Linked DNA regions of Homo sapiens: region 2 is linked to region 1. A link is a loop called in an ENCODE intact Hi-C map of the cell type or tissue named here. Cell type or tissue: CD14-positive monocyte. All regions are shown on one strand. Links, peaks and the distances in the headings refer to the core of each region. The heading gives the core; the rest is flanking DNA.

Evidence for each region. Peaks named below come from ENCODE experiments on the same cell type or tissue, not always from the same donor. Only the 100,000 strongest peaks of a DNase experiment are listed, where the experiment ranks them.
Region 2: a loop joins it to region 1, with 1.8 times the contacts of the local background. A loop is called at or near these places in 2 of 110 quality-filtered maps.

What each region holds. Positions count from the first base shown.
Region 1 is chr10:23,337,691-23,346,025 of GRCh38, reverse strand. C10orf67 (chromosome 10 open reading frame 67) reads left to right here and starts at 1,229. Exons shown (of 16, transcript NM_001371909.1): 1 at 1,229-1,457. The coding sequence starts at 1,252. It overlaps C10orf67-AS1 (C10orf67 antisense RNA 1), which reads right to left and starts at 2,069. Exons shown (of 2, transcript NR_155752.1): 1 at 1,936-2,069; 2 at 865-1,602. RefSeq lists a silencer at 1-106. In CD14-positive monocyte, for the core only: no CTCF peak of the experiment used is centred there; a DNase peak (open chromatin) is centred at 4,875; H3K4me3 peaks cover 833 bases; H3K27me3 peaks cover 4,024 bases.
Region 2 is chr10:23,652,280-23,660,614 of GRCh38, reverse strand. No RefSeq gene overlaps it. Among named protein-coding and RNA genes, the nearest start is that of OTUD1, 220 kb to the right of the region's middle. In CD14-positive monocyte, for the core only: CTCF peaks have their summits at 3,470 and 3,673; a DNase peak (open chromatin) is centred at 3,694.

The DNA.
Region 1 (8,335 bases), core at 281-8,280:
TCTTCTGTGCGATCTCTCTCCTCAGTTTCAAACGATTCATTTATAATTGCACTAGGAAAATAGCCAACAGCTTGTCACATTCTTTACACTGTCTTGGCCCAGCTCTAAACAGATAGGTTTTGAAATTTTAACTTAAAATTTTAATCTTTATTTTAAAACATGTATATACATTGTGGTAAAATATCACTTAGGAAAAAGAAAAGTTATTGTAGATATATAAATTTCTTTCTTTTAAAATACCTTTTGATTATATAATAAAAATTCCCCAAATAAAGTCTGAAGTTAGAGTTTGTAATTAAAAACCTCCAAAGAGTAAAAGTAACTCTTTTTCTCTTCTCTCTTCATCTCCCCCCCAAAAAATAAGCCTTCACAGAAGATGATTTTGGCATTGGTTATGATGTTTTATTGGCATTTGGGGCTTTTAATCTTTGTCTTTAAACATAATAGTAGTGATAATGCTACAGTGCTTTTCTTTTCCTGTTTTGAGCTTCTAAATCCAGCTAAGTTATTTTCACTTACTGTTACAAGACAGAGAAGAGGCCGGGCTCTGTGGCTCACGCCTGTTATCTAGCACTTTGGGAGGCCGAGGGGGGCAGATTGCCTGAGCTCAGGAGTTAGACTAGCCTGCACAACGCGGTGAAACCCCGTCTCTACTAAAAATACAAAAAATTAGCCTGGCTTGGTGCTGTGTGCCTGTAGTCCCAGCTGCTCGGGAGGCTGAAGCAGGAGAATTGCTTGAACCCGGGAGGCGGAGGTTGCAGTGAGCCCAGATCGCGCCACTGCACCCCAGCCTGGGCGACAGAGCGAGACTCCGGCTCCAAAAAATAATAATAATAATAATAAGAGAGAGGAGAAAAAACTTATTTTTCTGTAGATAATATATTGAAATGCAGATGTAGTATAGACAGTTCTAAACCAGACAATGACATTTTAAAAATAAATTTAGCCAGTCGTTTACAGAAAAACAATGACATACTGATATTAGAATAGGTGTCTCCTATTAGTTGACAATGAGTGATACATAATTTAAAACTAAGGATGACAACAGTTTCACTATTAACTCTTATTATTGTAGAAACCTGGTAAAATTGAATTCCACACTAGATGGTATAGTTTAAGACTTAACGCCTCACATTCTGACCTCATTAAATAGAAATCTGTTTAATCTCTGCAAGGAAATATTTTGTCCAGGAACGCCTACGTTTGTGGCAGGTGGAGACAGCTTATTAGGCAGCCTGCTCTCCTCTTATGATGGCCTTGGTCCGGGATCGCAGGGCTCATTATGTCATGAGCATAGTTATTAGATGGGTTCACTGCTTTTCCTCCTCCTTGAGGGGGACCTTTGGCACACGCTGGGAGGCCATGAAAGCCAAGGCCACCGAGCTGCGGGTCTGCTGCGCGCGTAGGAAGCGAGAAGCTCGGGAATTCAAGCCCCCGCAAATGCGCGGGTCCACGAGGTAGGCTGAGCTCCGCGCCTGGGTAGAGGAGGAAGCGAGCAGGGTCCAGGGGCACGGCGGGAGGCTGAAGGGTTATTTACGGGGGTGCAGCTTTCCTCTGGGGTATCGCAGCAGCCTCCAGGCTGTGGGAGTCTTGTGGGGAAGCCTTGAGGCAGGCGGGACAGTGAAAGCGCAGCGGGGTGGCTTGGGAGCCCGCCCCGCCTCCTCCTCCCCCTCTCCACTCCCCTCCTCCCGCGCGTGCTCCCTCCCCATCCTCCTTTCCATCTCTTCCCCCTTCCCCCACTCCTTCCCCCTCTTCCTTCCCTCCACACCTCCTCTACTTCCTTTCCCTCTCCCCTTCCCCCCCATCCCCAACCTTCTCCCTATCCCCCTCCTCCCCATCTCCTTCCCCCTTCCCCTCCCCACCCCGTTCCCCACCCCCCTCCACTCGCGGCCCTCCCCGGCCCCCGCCCACGGATTCCCGCGCTTCGCCGGTTACCTGGGAGTCGCCATGGCAACGGACGCCGGGTTCCCGACTCCGACTCAGGAGAGCGAGCGGCTCCGCGGGAGGCGCACGTCCGGGGCTGCAATGGCGAACTGGGGCGACTCGCCTGAGACAGAGGAGGGCCGGAAGATCATGGAGGGCCTCGAGGCCTCTATTGAACAATTCCAGTTCAACCCCAGGTGACCAGCGGGAGAGGCAGTCCCCGCCGGCCCGCCCCGGAGCCCTCGCGCCCCGGCCCTCGCTCAACGCCTTTCCAGGCCCCTTGCTCCAGCCGCTGGGCTTCAGTTTTTTGTTTGTTTTTCGAGGGGATCACTGTCCGAAAAGAGCTGCAGTTTTCACTTCTTCAAGTGTATAGCTGGACACTAAGAGCACGGACTCTGGAGCCAGACTGCCCGGATTCCAGAATCTTGGCGACCCTCTCACAGGGGCCGTGAGTTAGGCGACTGACTGCTCTGTGCCTCAGTTTTCTCAGCGGGAAATAATCGTTCATGAATGATGAAGAGTAGTGCCTGCTTCATAGATCATAGTGAATATTAAATGAGCTAATCTAGGACACAGTACCCGTCTTAGTCCCCTCGGGCTGCTGTAACAAAACAACATAGGCTGGGTGGCTTATAAGCAACAGGAATTTGTTTCTCCCAGTTCTGGAGGCTGGGAAGCCCACTGGCAGATTCCAGGTCTGATGAGGGTCCCTTCTGCACAGACAGTACCTCCTGGCTGTGTCTCCACATGGTGCAACGGGCAAGGGAGTTTTCCCCCACGTCCCCCACACCCGCTCCCACCCTGCTTTTAGAAGGGCACTAATCCCATTTATAGGGCTCCACTTTCATGACCTAGTCACCTCCAAAGTCCACACCTGCTAATATCGTCATCTTGGGGGTTAGGATTTCAACATGAATTTTCAGGAGACACACTCAGACCATAGCAGAATCATAGAAGTGTTTGCCGATGTCATTATTTGCTATTCCTTGATCCTTGTTTAAAACCCGTCCCTTTCATAATCCTTTGCCCCCTGTGTTCTAGCTTTGTTGTTTATTTGGATAATGTAGAGCTGATGTTTCTGGGAAAATGCAAATTTCTTTCTAAAAACCTTTTCAAATCAGTAGGTAGCCAGAATTAGCTTAGCTGCTATGGGAGAACTTACCGTTGTATAAGGCAGGGGCCTCATGGTGCCAGGTGGGCTGGCTTAGGGGCAAGCCCCTCACACAGACACAGCTCCAGGGTGAGAAGAAGGGACCACAGGTGTCCTAGCCCAGCAGTGGGACTGACCCAGTGAGGCAATGCTCCTGGGCTGGGCTTCCCCAGCTTCACTGTATTCAATGGGTACGTTTGTTAAAATGGGTCAGGGTGCACGGGACCTGGTCTAGTGGTGGTTGTGAATAGCATTTATTAGAGGCAGCACGTGATAAACACCAGAGGCACACAGCGTCTACCCTGTTCTAGTGTTTGCTGATAGGAATGGTGTCCTGCCCTGGACTCCTTGGCATTCCATGGTGGGGTAGCTCCCAAAAAAAAATGCACTTGCCAGGCTCAAGAGCAGACCGATGGTGCCGGGTGCTCTTTGGCTGAACAAAAGAACCACTGATGCCCATATTCCTTCCTCTTCACCCAAAGTACTAGGGCGACTGAGCTGGTGCCTGGGTGTGAATGAGAGAGGCTCAGGTGCTGAACGTGGTCCACAAAGCAGACGAAAGCCCGGCCTTTGTGGAGTTTGCATCCTAGTCAGGAATTGATGATGAACTAGATAAACAAGTAAACTATGTAATAAGTTAGATAGTGGTTAGTGATAAGGAAGAAACCGAACATGGGGAGGGAGAAGAGGAAAGTGAGTAAGTGTGTGAGAGTGTGTGTGTGTGTGTGTGTGTGGCAAGTGGGGAGGGAGCTGTGATTTAATTTTTGTTTTGTTTTGTTTTGTTTTTTAGAGTCAGGGTCTCACTCTGTCACCCAGGCTGGAGTGTAGTGGCACAATCATGGCTCAGTGCAGCCTTGAACTCCTGGAGTCAAGCGATCCCTCCACCTCAGCCTCCTGAGTAGCTGAGACGACAAGCACACCCCAGCCTGCCTGGCTAATTTATTTTTAATACAGGGTCTTGCTGTGTTGCCCAGGCTGGTCTCAAACTCCTGGGCTCAAGCAGTCCTCCAGCCTCGGCCTCCCAAAGTACTGGGATTACAGGCATGAGCCACCATACCCGGCCTGGACTGCAGATTTTAGAAATGGTGATCAGGGAAGGCTTCACTGAGAAAATGACACTGGGGTGAAGACTTGCAGGCTTGAGGGGGGAGCCCTAAGGATCTATCAGGCTAGCAAGTGTTCCAGGCAGAGAGAACACTGGGTAGAAAGATGGTGCCTGGATGTCCTAGGAGCAGCAAGGAGGCCAGTGTGGCTGGAGCAGAGAGGGAGAATAGTGGAGGTGAAGTCAGAGGGAAGGGGGACGGTGCCTGTGGCGAGGGACTTTAGACTACCTTAAGGACTTCAGCTTTTACTTTGAGATGGGAAGCCATGAGGGGATTGGAAAAGAGGAGTGACATGATTTGATTTATCCTTCAATGGGATTACTCTGACGGCTGTTTAGATAATAGACTATAGTGAGGACGAGGGCAGAAACAAGGAAACAGGAGACTATTACAATATTCCTCATGGAAGATGACCATGGGGTAGCAGTGGTTGGAGGTCCGGAGAGACTGTGATGAACAGGTAGAATGGAATTGCCAGTAACCCGGATGGGGAGGATAATGAGATGAACAGGTCTGAAGGGAATATCATAAGCTTACTTCTGGTCATTATATGTCAGCAGTGACTATTAGACATCCATTTAGGCTGTTAAGTAGGTAGTTGATTAGATGAGTCTGAAGTTAAGAAGAGAGGTTCAGCTCGGCTGTATCAGTTTGGAAATAATTAGCACAAAGATGGTGTCTTAAGCTGAGAGCCTTGGTGACATCAGCCAGGAAGTGAGTGTAGTTAGAGAAGTTTATGAGCCATGGGGCACATCAAAGTTCTGTGTTCTTTGAAGAGGAGTAAAAGGAAGCAATATTCTTATTTAGCCCTGAGAAATATGCCACAGTGAAAGTTTAACACACCTAATGTTGTCTTCATTGACTGATTTATTAATAAGCATTTGTAGGATGGACAATTCTAGGATTCAGTGAGAAGAGTCATTGCATTTTATTAATACATATTCATAGGTCTGTTTTCCAAAATAAATTAGGACGTTAATTTTGTATGTAATTTATTTTAAAAAACATAATTATCTTCCCCAAATTCTGTTTTATGCATAACCACCAACTTATTATTCAGAAATAGAATTGCTGAGACTATAAATAAAGACTGTGTAGGAACCACTTAGCTAATTTGTTGTGATGTGGGTTTCCATTCTAGGTAGCAGGGTTGTTAGCTAAAATTAGAGACATTTGGAATTTGAAGGGACACTGAAGAATAAATCTTCCTCATTCAGTTAGATTCTGAATGAGCTGGAACTTTTTGAGTCAGTCACATAAAGAGTTAGGACTGGTGAAATCGGAGAGTCATGGGCTTATCCTCATCAGGGAGTTAGAAGAAGAATCTGCCATTTCCGGCTGCCCCTCTGTCACCCAGGCTGGAGTGCAGTGGTATGGTCACAGCTCACTGCAGCCTCTGACCTCTGAGCTCAAGGGATCCTCTCACTTCAGCCTCCTGACTAGGTGGAGCCGCCGGTGTGTGCCACCAGGCCCAGCTAATTTTTTTTTTTTTTTTTTTTTGTATTTTTGTAGAGACAGGGCTTCACCACGTTGCCCAGGCTGGTCTCAAACTCCTAAGCTCAAGCAGTCTGCCCACCTTAGCCTCCCAAAATGCTGGTGTGAGCCACCACACCCAGCCTGAACCTGATTTTAAAATATCATATTGTATTATTGTAATATTATGGTACCAGAAGGAATACCTGAAAACATAATTTCAAGTTTCTAAATCATATCCTGAAAAAAAATTGGTAAAAACTATTCACACTCCATAAACCACCCATGATAGGTCTTTTGCTTAAAATGGGAAGGAACAGAAGAACATACATGTTCATGCTTAATGAAAAATGTGGCTGAATAGTAAAAAGGAGCCGCTTAGCACTGGGTAGGGTAAAGGATTGCATTTCTAGACTGGAAAAGTGAATCACTGGGATCTGTTAAATGTGCAGCAGTGTAGACTATACAGAAACAGAATTAGTTCCCATGGCTGTTTATATTTACTATATTGATGTAGCACTCAGGGTCCAGACAGGAGGCAGAAACCTCACTGCTAATTTCAACAGGGACTATTTCCTGTTCTCTGTTAAATAGTAAGAAGGATTTTTAACTAGTGAAAGGCAGTAAGGTGGTAAAAGAAGACTCTAGACAATACACTGATAGCAAACACAAAAAGCAGCTATGACCTCCAGGTCTGAGGAAGAGGAAACAGGGCAGAAACTAAGGAGTTAGAAGACCCGCCCTCAAAGGCTGAGATTAGGAATGATACCTCTTTGGAGAAGACATGGTGGGAGAGAAACTTGCCAGAGGGTGTGACAACTGCTGGTCTGCAGGGATGGCTTGCCCAGTGGCTGCGAAACTTGCTGAAAGGTACAGACAGGTCAAAGTTCCTTACCTAGCTGCGAGATCCAAATGTTCGTTCCTGGAAGTCCTGACTTTTAAAAGTTCTGCCTTTTTTTTTTTTTTTTTTTTTTGCTGCCTTTTTTCCATTAATCTTTATTACTGGGCACGGAAACACTAAGAGGCACCCCAAAGAATCCTCTGGGTTCCAGACAGAGTTCTCCTTGACTCCGTTGTTCACCAGCAACCCAATTGCCCCTTGGTATTCAGAATCAATCCACTTCAGCCAGTAGAGTGACTCCCTTTTCTGCCTTTGTTTCAGCAGCATAAGGATCACAAAGTGACCAGTCATCAGTGTCATCTAATTCAATAGAATTTCTGTTATGTTTTCTGCTGGAAACATTCTTCCCTTGTGAACTAAGACTTCCAAACCAGCAGATCCTAAAGTTGCAGAGACAGGAAACTATAATTTTGGGCGTGAGTTATGAGGCATAAGAGTGAGAGGTGCCTCTTCATTCTTGGACCTATGACTGTAGGAGAGATAGCACCATATACTGTTTCAAAGCATATACTGCATCCTGTGAGACAGAACTGCATTCTTTCATGGATTTGCTTCTCCCAAATATTGCTGGCAGTGCAGGTGTGTGCCACCATGCCCAGCTAATTTTATTTTTTTTATTTTTATTTTTTTGTAGAGACAGGGTCTCACTATGTTGCCCAGGCCATTCCTGAACTCCTGGGCTCAAGTGATCTTCCCGCCTCGGCCTCCCAAAGTGCTGGGATTGCAGGCGTGAACCACTGTGCCTGGCCTTAAATGAATCTTCAGTAAGCTATTTAACCTATTAGGCGAGCCACTTCTGGGTGATGGGTTATATGATAAGATCACTGAATTCCATGGGCATGAATCCATTGCTGCCTGTCTTTTGCTGTGAAATGAGTTCCTTGATGGGAAGTGGTGCTGTGAGAATACCGTGATGATGGATAAGATGTTCTGTAAGTTCATGCTCGGTGGTTCTGGCCAGTGCAGTATAGTCAGGGAATGCAAATCCATATCCAAAATAAATGTGTGTTCCGGTGAGGATGATGGAAGAAGTTCAGTGCTATCAACCTGTCGCTAGGTGGCTGGCTATTCCCTGTGGTTCATGCTGCCACGTTGGGAGCTCAGTATTGATCTCTGCTGTTGACTAGTTAGACACTCAGCACCTGTGGTAGCCAGGCCAGCCTTGGTAAGGGGAAAACCACATTGTTGAACTCCTGACACCATGGCCATTTTGTTCGAGGGCCATCAAGCAAGCAGGGGTGGCTGCAAAAGGAAACTGAACGATATCCACAGAGTGTGTCATTTTGCCTAATTATTTAACTACTTTCTCTGTAGGGGATTCCCTTGGGTGGGCATTCAGATGCCGCACAAACACCTTTACAGTCTGTGCCCATTTTCAAAGGCTCATCCACAGAACTCTTCCCAGACATTCTTGACATCCATCTCTCAATCTGTTCCTTCCAAGTTCCTGACCATCTTGTTAACTGTTTAGCAGCTGCCCATAAATTAATGTCAATACATAATTCTGGCCATCCTTCATCCAGAAAAAGTAGACAACCAAATATACTGCTTTCAGTTTATTCAGTGAGAGGATTTTCCTTCATGATTGTGTCATTCAGGGTCACTTCTGAGTGTGGCTGTGAGACTGCAGGTAACTACCAGCTGGTGAGGAACCCATCTGTGAATCAGGCTTGAGGTTTTTTCCCTCAGTCACCTGGTCATAAAGAACTTCTCGGGTTGGGTTCTCAGGGCTTCAACTTTAGTAGGCATGGTTCAATTTTTCCCCTCATTAACCTTGACCTTGTT
Region 2 (8,335 bases), core at 81-8,080, 310 kb before region 1:
AACACCTGCAGAAGGGAGGTGGAAGAAGCAGGACTGGGTGACGAGAGAAGCTGAACTGGCATGCAGACCAGACAAGGACTCAGTCAATCCTCAGAGTTGTCCCCATGTGGGTCTTTGTGCCCTGAATGATCTGCCACTAGATGCAGGCCACCATGGGAAGGGCATGCCCTGAGAGAGGAGATGCTCTACAGCTGAGGCAGCCCCTGAAGGAGCTGAGAGCACTCCCAGCAGCTGGGGCAACAAGTCCCCCTGAGTGAGACTGAGATGCTCATTCCTGGGCCCTCCACATGCACCTCATAGCACTGGCCTCAGAGTGTTGTTAGGAAGAAAAAAAAAATGGGTTACAAAATGTGAGATATGGTCCATAAAAAGGACTCAGTAAATGCTGTCTTCTGATGACATTGATGTTAGTTTCACCTGATTTCACCAGAAAACTGATGTTTGTGAGCACTTTTTTTTTAAGATAGGCTGGAGTGCAGTGGTGCAATCTCAGCTCACTGCCACCTCCACTTCCCATGTTCAAGCAATTCTCATGCCTCAGGCTCCCAAGTAGCTAGGACTACAGGCACCTGCCACCACAGCTGGCTAATTTTGGTACTTTTAGTAGAGATAGGGTTTCATCATGGTGTCCAGGCTGGTCTCGACCTCCAGACCTCAAGTGATCTGCCCATCTTGGCCTCCCAAAGTGCTGGGATTACAGGCGTGAGCCACCATACCTGGCCAGGAAGACAGATGTTGGGTATAGATAAGCCACATGGTGTGGCTCACCCAGGCCTTGCACCCCACTGGCACAGGCCATCCCCTTGTCAGTCACTTCAGCATCTGGGGTAGAATACCATATATGCACTTGTATTTGGAGGGCGGATGTGGTCTACACATTTTGTAAGTATACATTGGCCATTTGAAAGTCTGGTTCGTTATTCCTCAGCCATTGCAATGAAGCAATTTTCTGCTTTTGCAGCGCCAATAATAACTATGTTGGCAAGCCTGTAGTTCTGATATCCAACGTAGCAGAAGAAAAGTCTGTCTTAGCTCTTAGAGAGAGACCAATTTGCCTTCTGTATGTTCTCCTTAGACCTCCAGCAGATTGGATGGTGCACACCCACATTGAGGGCAGATCTTCCCAGCCTAGCCCACTCAGACTCATGCATTAATCTCTGGAAAAGTCCTCACAGACACAACCAAAATAATACCTACTAGGTATTTCTTAACCCAGTCAAGTTGACACCTAAATTAAGTCCACAAGTTCATCCTTTATCAGTTGGCACCCACATGCATCTCCTTAAACCACGATTTCCAAGTAAAGACAAAAACAAGTTAATAGTTCTGCCTAATATGATGCAACTATCCTTCATACTGTTGAAAACACACTAATCCCTTCTGCAGAATATGGCTTTCATGATTTCAATATTATGGATTTTAATCTTTCAGGAGTGTGATTTTAGACATTAAAGATTTTAGTTGTTAGGGGTATTTAGACTTTAGGGATTTGATCTTTAGGGATTTTGCTCTTTTGGGATTTCAACATTCAGGATTATGGCATTTGGGATTGTGTCTTTTGGAATTTGATGTTTCAGGATCATGATCAGCACTGGTCTATGCAAGAAACAAGGCCAGGCTGAGCTGTTCAGGGGACAAGACGCTGGCAGGTCTGAGACTGGTCTAGGCTAAACACAAGGATGGGGACTACTACTGAATGGGGCATATCTGAGGCCCAGTCATGGGTAAAGACCCATGGCAACCTCCCTGGGCAAGATGCAATGAGAGTTGTGACTTCCCCAGAGTCAGAAGGCCAGGTCTGAAGCAAGCTCCAGGAGAGGCTTAAGTCAGTTGAAAGCTTGAAGCAATTGGTGATTCAGCTAGGCAGTTCAGGCTTCCCCAGTCAGCTCTTCTCCTAGGGCTCGTCCTTTGGGGTCTTAAAGGAGCTAGGCCTTTTAAAGTAGGATCTGATCCCCAGTAAAGAGAAATGCATCCATTTTATCTGGAAGCCTTTAGTGCCTGGGTCATATGGCAATTTCAACACAAGAAGACTAGAGAAAAGGATGCACTAAATCCATTACAAGCTGTGTCAATATCCTCTGGTATGTCTCACCAGGTTCTTTTTCCTCTAGGGCCAAACTTTCTAGGATTATACCAAAGATACCTATAATTAAGCATTGACAGGTCATCAATGTCAACTTGTAAGCCTCAGATGGCGACTTGATGGAGAATGTCACTGAGCAATGTCACTCATTGTATGTTGTGAGAGTGGAAGAGAATTCCAATTGTAATTCACTCAATGAATATGTACTGAGTTCTAGGGTCCATGCTAGACTTGGGAGCTACAAATTTAAATAAGATTCAATCCCTGCCTGGGGGAACCCAAAGGGAAGAGGTGAGATTTTGTAATCACATAACAGAAAGCAAAAGGGATGGAAGGTCATGATGACAATGGGAAGTGAAAGGATTGTGTGCAGCCTCCTATCTCCCATGCTTTCCCACATTCCTCCTCTTCCCATCACACAAAAACACAGAGCATCAGAAAGAGTCCCTCATGCCTCTCTTGAAACTGCTTAGGTAGAAAATAAGTTGGATACACAACAAGAATGAAACTCAGTGGCTTTCTGTACAGCAAAAGACCTGTCATACTCCAATTGACCCAGGGAGACAAGACTAGGAAGGGGAGAGCCATGAAGCTAGGATCCTGCTGTGGCAGAACAAAAATGGAATTCCTGGGGGCTTACAACACACAGAGCAGGAAATAGGATGCCTCATCAGGAAATGGCAGTGGGCTTAAGTTGGCCATGAACTTATTGTCAAGGAGTCTGGACCATATTTGGAGGATAATAGAGAGCTGTTAGGGATTAACAGCTTTTAAATGTCAATGAGACAGGAGTGCAGTGTATTAATTCAAGATGAAAGATTGAAGAGATGGAGACTAAACACACCCCATGAATTCTTCCATGGCTCCACCCAGAGTGGCTGACTCTGACCCCCAGAACTACAGCTACTCAAAGATCCTCCCAATCCAGTGATTCTCCCGGCCACTGCCTGGCCAAGGTGGCCGTCCCAAACTCCTGAGGGGCTTCTTGGCTGGCTTTCTGGGAGGAGCCCCTCTGAGGTCACCTGAGGCCCCCTGAGTTCTATCTTCTTTAAAGAAGCCTGCTCCTGCTGGGTACCCTCTGTTCCCTGATACACCAAACCTGAAAGCTGAAGATTCTCTTTCCCTAGCTTGTCCCTTCTTCACTGGTCTCAAAATAAACTCATGGACCAAATTCACTCTTAAAGGATTTACCAGAGTCTCTATAGGGAAGAGGGAATTTAAAAAATAGTAAGATGGAGTAGTTATGAGCTCAGGGAACCCCACGGTGTCCTCACAATCAAGACATCTGACTCCCATTCTTAATATCTAGGAACTTCAGAAAAAGCTCCCAAGTTTCCAAGAATTCATACTTCAAGCCTCCCTTTTCCACCAATTCCAGATGTAGTGGGAAATCATCTTCTGTTCCCACAGCCCTAGTCTCAGAAACCCCTAATCTAGCTCTGGCCCTGCCTATGTGGCCCACTTTTGGCTCTAGTGGGGTTTCTACCCTCTCATTACCCTCTCACATTTGTATTTTTCTTCTCTTTTATTTCCCACAGCCCCAACTAAACTTCTTCCCAACAAAAAGTAGTTTCTATGTCACAGGCAGTTCCCAAAACACCCTGTAGGTGACTCCAGTATGCCACCAGTAATAAGAGGCTTACTTGATCTTTTGACCAAGAAGTCTTCACCTCAGGAAATTTCAAATAAATATCAAGGTTTACTTGCTTTTTTGCTTTGCTGTATTTTAAGATCATGGAACAAATCTGAATTCTGAGACCAGCCTCTTACAAAAGCAAACTGTCATGGAGGGGCAAAAGACCTTGAAAAACCTGCAAGGGTCTTTAGAAAGGAGAATGAAGATGTGACAACTTAAAATGATGATATTATTATTTCTGCTTTGAGTCAGCATACTACCAGTAAGCTCTTAAAGCATGTTTATTGCCTAGCGGGGTAATGCTCTTATAACGTTTCAATGTGCAGCACCACATTGTACCCAAAGGAATAGGATTAGCTGTGGATAAACATGCTGAAAATTCTTTATCATTTGCAGAAGAAAGAATTTTCTTTTAGTTACAATTCTGGAAGTAGAGCCAACTTATTTTCAATGGCTTCTTCAATTTAAATGAGATTATGCGTTTCTGAGCAGTTGAATAAAACAAGGAACCAGTGTCAAGCCAAAGCACCTTAAAGTGGAGAAAAGTCTAAATTATTCAATAAGGGTTTTATCTTTCATTTGTTGGATTTGGATAACTCCACTGGAACTCACTGAGACATTCTATGTCCTAGATTAGAATTTTTTAAATATATTTAAAAAGACATGGTTACTGAAATATCCACCTGATAAATTATTCTCATTTATAAGTATAGTAGACATATATCTTAGACTTCTCTGGGACAATTCCATTTTCAATGTATTTTATTCTTTCCTATAAAGGCAGCATGTTCAATGTTTAACCAAACTTGATTCCATATTATTCAATTTAGAGATTAGAAAACATCTATCGCTGGACCACCTGTTTTAAGTTTATAAAATAAGGGCGCCATGAGCTCTCATGAGCTCTAATGTAGTGATATTCCACTACCTTTATAATACTCAAGAATCTCAGCTAATTTAGCTTAGATTTACAGAAATCATTAGGATGTAAAAGCATTTGTAAGGCAATGTAATTTATCCTTCTCTTTCAGGTAGACAGTCACACCTGAATCGTCCCAGACTAATGAGAATTCATTCTGTTTCTAAAGACATTCAGAAAATTAGATCAACAAGCCTTTTCCATTGCACCTTTCCTTTCTGAATACACGGTCATCATGTTCTATTAATAGATGAGAAAGAAAGTCAAGTTCTAGACCTGGTCATCCCATATTTGTAGTAAAGACTGTTTTTCCCGTAGCTAGCTGGTGATAGGGTTTTAGGGTCCACAATCTATTTACTTTTTTCTAAACCATTCTGAAAGTCAGCAAAAATGACTATATATCCTATTAACAAATTTGTCACACCGTAAAAGACCTTGCTGTGTCCCTTTGCTATAATTTCTCTAGCTGACTTCTTCCTCTATAGCCTCAAGGATGCCCTTTGCTGCTATATCACCCATGGGCTCTCTGGAACTCTCCATACCCAGTAAATAAGCTTCCTAGTAACATTCACTTAGTCACTGAACACTTGCTCCATTGCCTTCGTTAACTGAAATCCACCTCTACTCTGAAGGACACTGCTTTCCCACAGCCCTAGCCATGGGAGACTGCGCACGGAGACCCCAGCGCTGTTCTGCGGTCCAAAGGTAGAGGTGGCATTATTTCTCTGCCTTCATGTAAAAATGCCCACATTTTAATGCTCATGCCATCCTACTCTTTCTAGGACACTTACTCCTTCTTCTTGAGGTTCATTTCTGAGGTCTTAACTCTTTATTTATTAATTACATCTGGCTCCCATTCCTCCTCTCTCCCAAGTCTTGCCATATTGTTCATTGTTAATGTGGATGGCCATCCAGCACCTCATCGCCAATGACATCCACCTCTAGCCCTTTTCAGCCATCTATTAGCATGGCCACATCATGGATCTAGGGGTCACATTTGTGCCTCTGAAGTCTTCAGCTCAAATTTTTTACTCTCTGACCTAACTTGCTCTTCTAGGTTGGTGACGTAGGTTGGTAACCTCGTATTATAATCTAAAGTAATTCCTTGCCAGCTTTCTCAATTTTTTTGCACCCAGGACTTCTGCAGTGACTGTTTGGGGAACTCCAACCCTGGACCTATAACAATACATTTTCTCCATACCCAGATAAATGAGCTTCTGGAACTGCAGTTTGGAACCATTTCAAACCCACTATCTTCAATTCCAGCTGTGCCCTCTGTCTTACCACCAGGAGGTCCCTTATTATTGGCCACTCCCCAGTCATTTCAGAACAACCGTATTCTCTCCACATCTTCCCACCACTCTGCTCTTTCATTCCCTCCACTTCAGTAGACCCACTGGTCTCTTGCTACTTGGCGAAAATTGAATCTATCTGATACGACTTTCCTCAAATTTTCTCCTTCCCTTTATAAATTATAGCTTCTCTTGCACCCATCCTTGCCTTGTGTCCTCTAATCTCAGGCAGTGAGCTACAGTCCATGTGCTCCCGACCTTATCCTTTATGTCAATTTCAGGGCCCTGAACCCTCAGGCATTTTCAATTTACTCTTTGTTCCCCAGAGGACAAAGTCTATATTTCCTATCATGACTTATTCCAAGTCACTTTTTTTCACTCTTAAGCACTCCTCTGTGCTCTAGAACTGCATGAACCAATTTGGTATCCACTAACCATGTGTGGCTTTTTAATTTAAATTTATAAAAATTAAATAAAAATTCAGTTACTCAGTTGTACTAGTCACTTTGAATTTTTTTAAGTATATTTTTAATTATTATGGATACATAATAGTTGTATATATTTATGGGATACCTGTGACATTTTGATACAGGCATACAATGTGTAATAATCACATCAGAGTAATTAGGGTATCCATCACCATGATTTCTTTGTGTAAGGAAAATTCTAATTTTACTCTTTTAGTTTTTTAAGTTAAAAATTATTGTTGACTGTAGTTCCCTGTTGTGCTACCAAATACTAGACCTTATTCATTCTAACTATATTTTTGCACTAATTAACCATCCCACTTTGCCCCTCCCTCTCTGCTACCCTTTCCAGCCTCTGGTAACCACCATTCTATCTTCATGAATTCAGTCGTTTCAATTTTTATTTTGCACATATGAGTGAGAACATACAATATTTGTCTTTCTGTGCCTGGCTTATTTCACTTAACATAACTTCCTCCAGGACAATCTGTACTAATCCATTCTCACACTGCTACAAAGAACTGTCTGACACTGGGTAATTTACAAAGGAAAGAGGTTTAATTGACTCATAGTTCTACATGGCTGGGGAGGCCTCAGGAAACTTATAATCATGGTTGAAGGGGAAGCAGGCGCATCTTACATGGTGGCAGGCGAGAGAGAGCATGAGAGTGCAGTAAAAACTACCATTTATAAAACCATCAGATCTCATGAGAACTTATTTACTATCATGAGAACATCATGAAAGGAACTGCCCCCATAATCTACACTTCCCACCAGGTCTATACAACACCTGGGGATTACAATTCAAGATGAGATTTGGGTGGGGACACAAAGCCAAACCATCTCACCATCCATGTTGTTACAAATGACAGGATCTCATTTTTTTTGTAGCTGAATAATATTTCATTGTGTATATGTGTCACATTTTATCCATTTAGCCATTCTTTTTTCTCTTTTTGTGTGAGACAGGGTCTCTTATATTCTGTCACCCAGGCTGGAATGCAGTGGCATGAACACGGCTCACTGCAGCCTTGACCTTCTGACCTCAAGCAGCCCTCCCATCTCAGTCTCCAGAGTAACTGGGACTACAAGTGCATAACACCACAGCTGGCTAAATTTTTTAATTTTTTGTGAAGATGGGGTCTTTCCATGTTGCCCAGGCTGGTCTCAGACTCCTGGGCTCAAGCCACGCTCTGCTTTGGCCTCCCAAAGTGTTGGGATTATAGATGTGAGCCACTTCACTCAGCCAATTTAGCATTTTTTAAAGTGCCCATGGCCATATGTGGCAAGTGTCTCTATTGTGCTAGATACACAGACATAAAACATTTCTATCACTGAGGAAAGTTCTTGTGGCCAGCAGCACTGGTCCTGTTACTGAAAATCTTGCACCTGCTGAAATGGCCAACATTTCTTGTGTCTTTAGATCATTGCACCTCGAGATGTAATGCCTGTCCCTAGATCATAGCATTCAATCTGGCCTCCTAGATGTGTCATTATGTGGGAATCCACTTCCTGAAACAACTTTTGGTATTGTTGCAAACAAACATTGAATTCCTTCACATCAATATTTATCTTCATGTGGTAAATAATGTGCATTTCAGGCAGCAATAGGTGTACTGTTAAGATACCCATGTATTTTTTTCTCCAATAAAGAACTAGGAAGATGCACTGACAGGAGATAAAACATTCTACCTTCAAGGAGGGCCTTTTGATCCCATCATCCCAGTTTTTCCAACTCTCCATATAACCAAAAATTAAATGGTCATCGTAGGTAAAGCAGTCACCTTACCTTCTAACTTATTACAGATTCTCCTTAGAATATCTTTTTTCAATTATTTAAAAGAATTTACAACAAACTTCCTAATTATCATTGTTGAAACATTTTAGCATATCCAGACAATGAAACTGTCATGCAGCAGAGAGAATACTTGGATATTC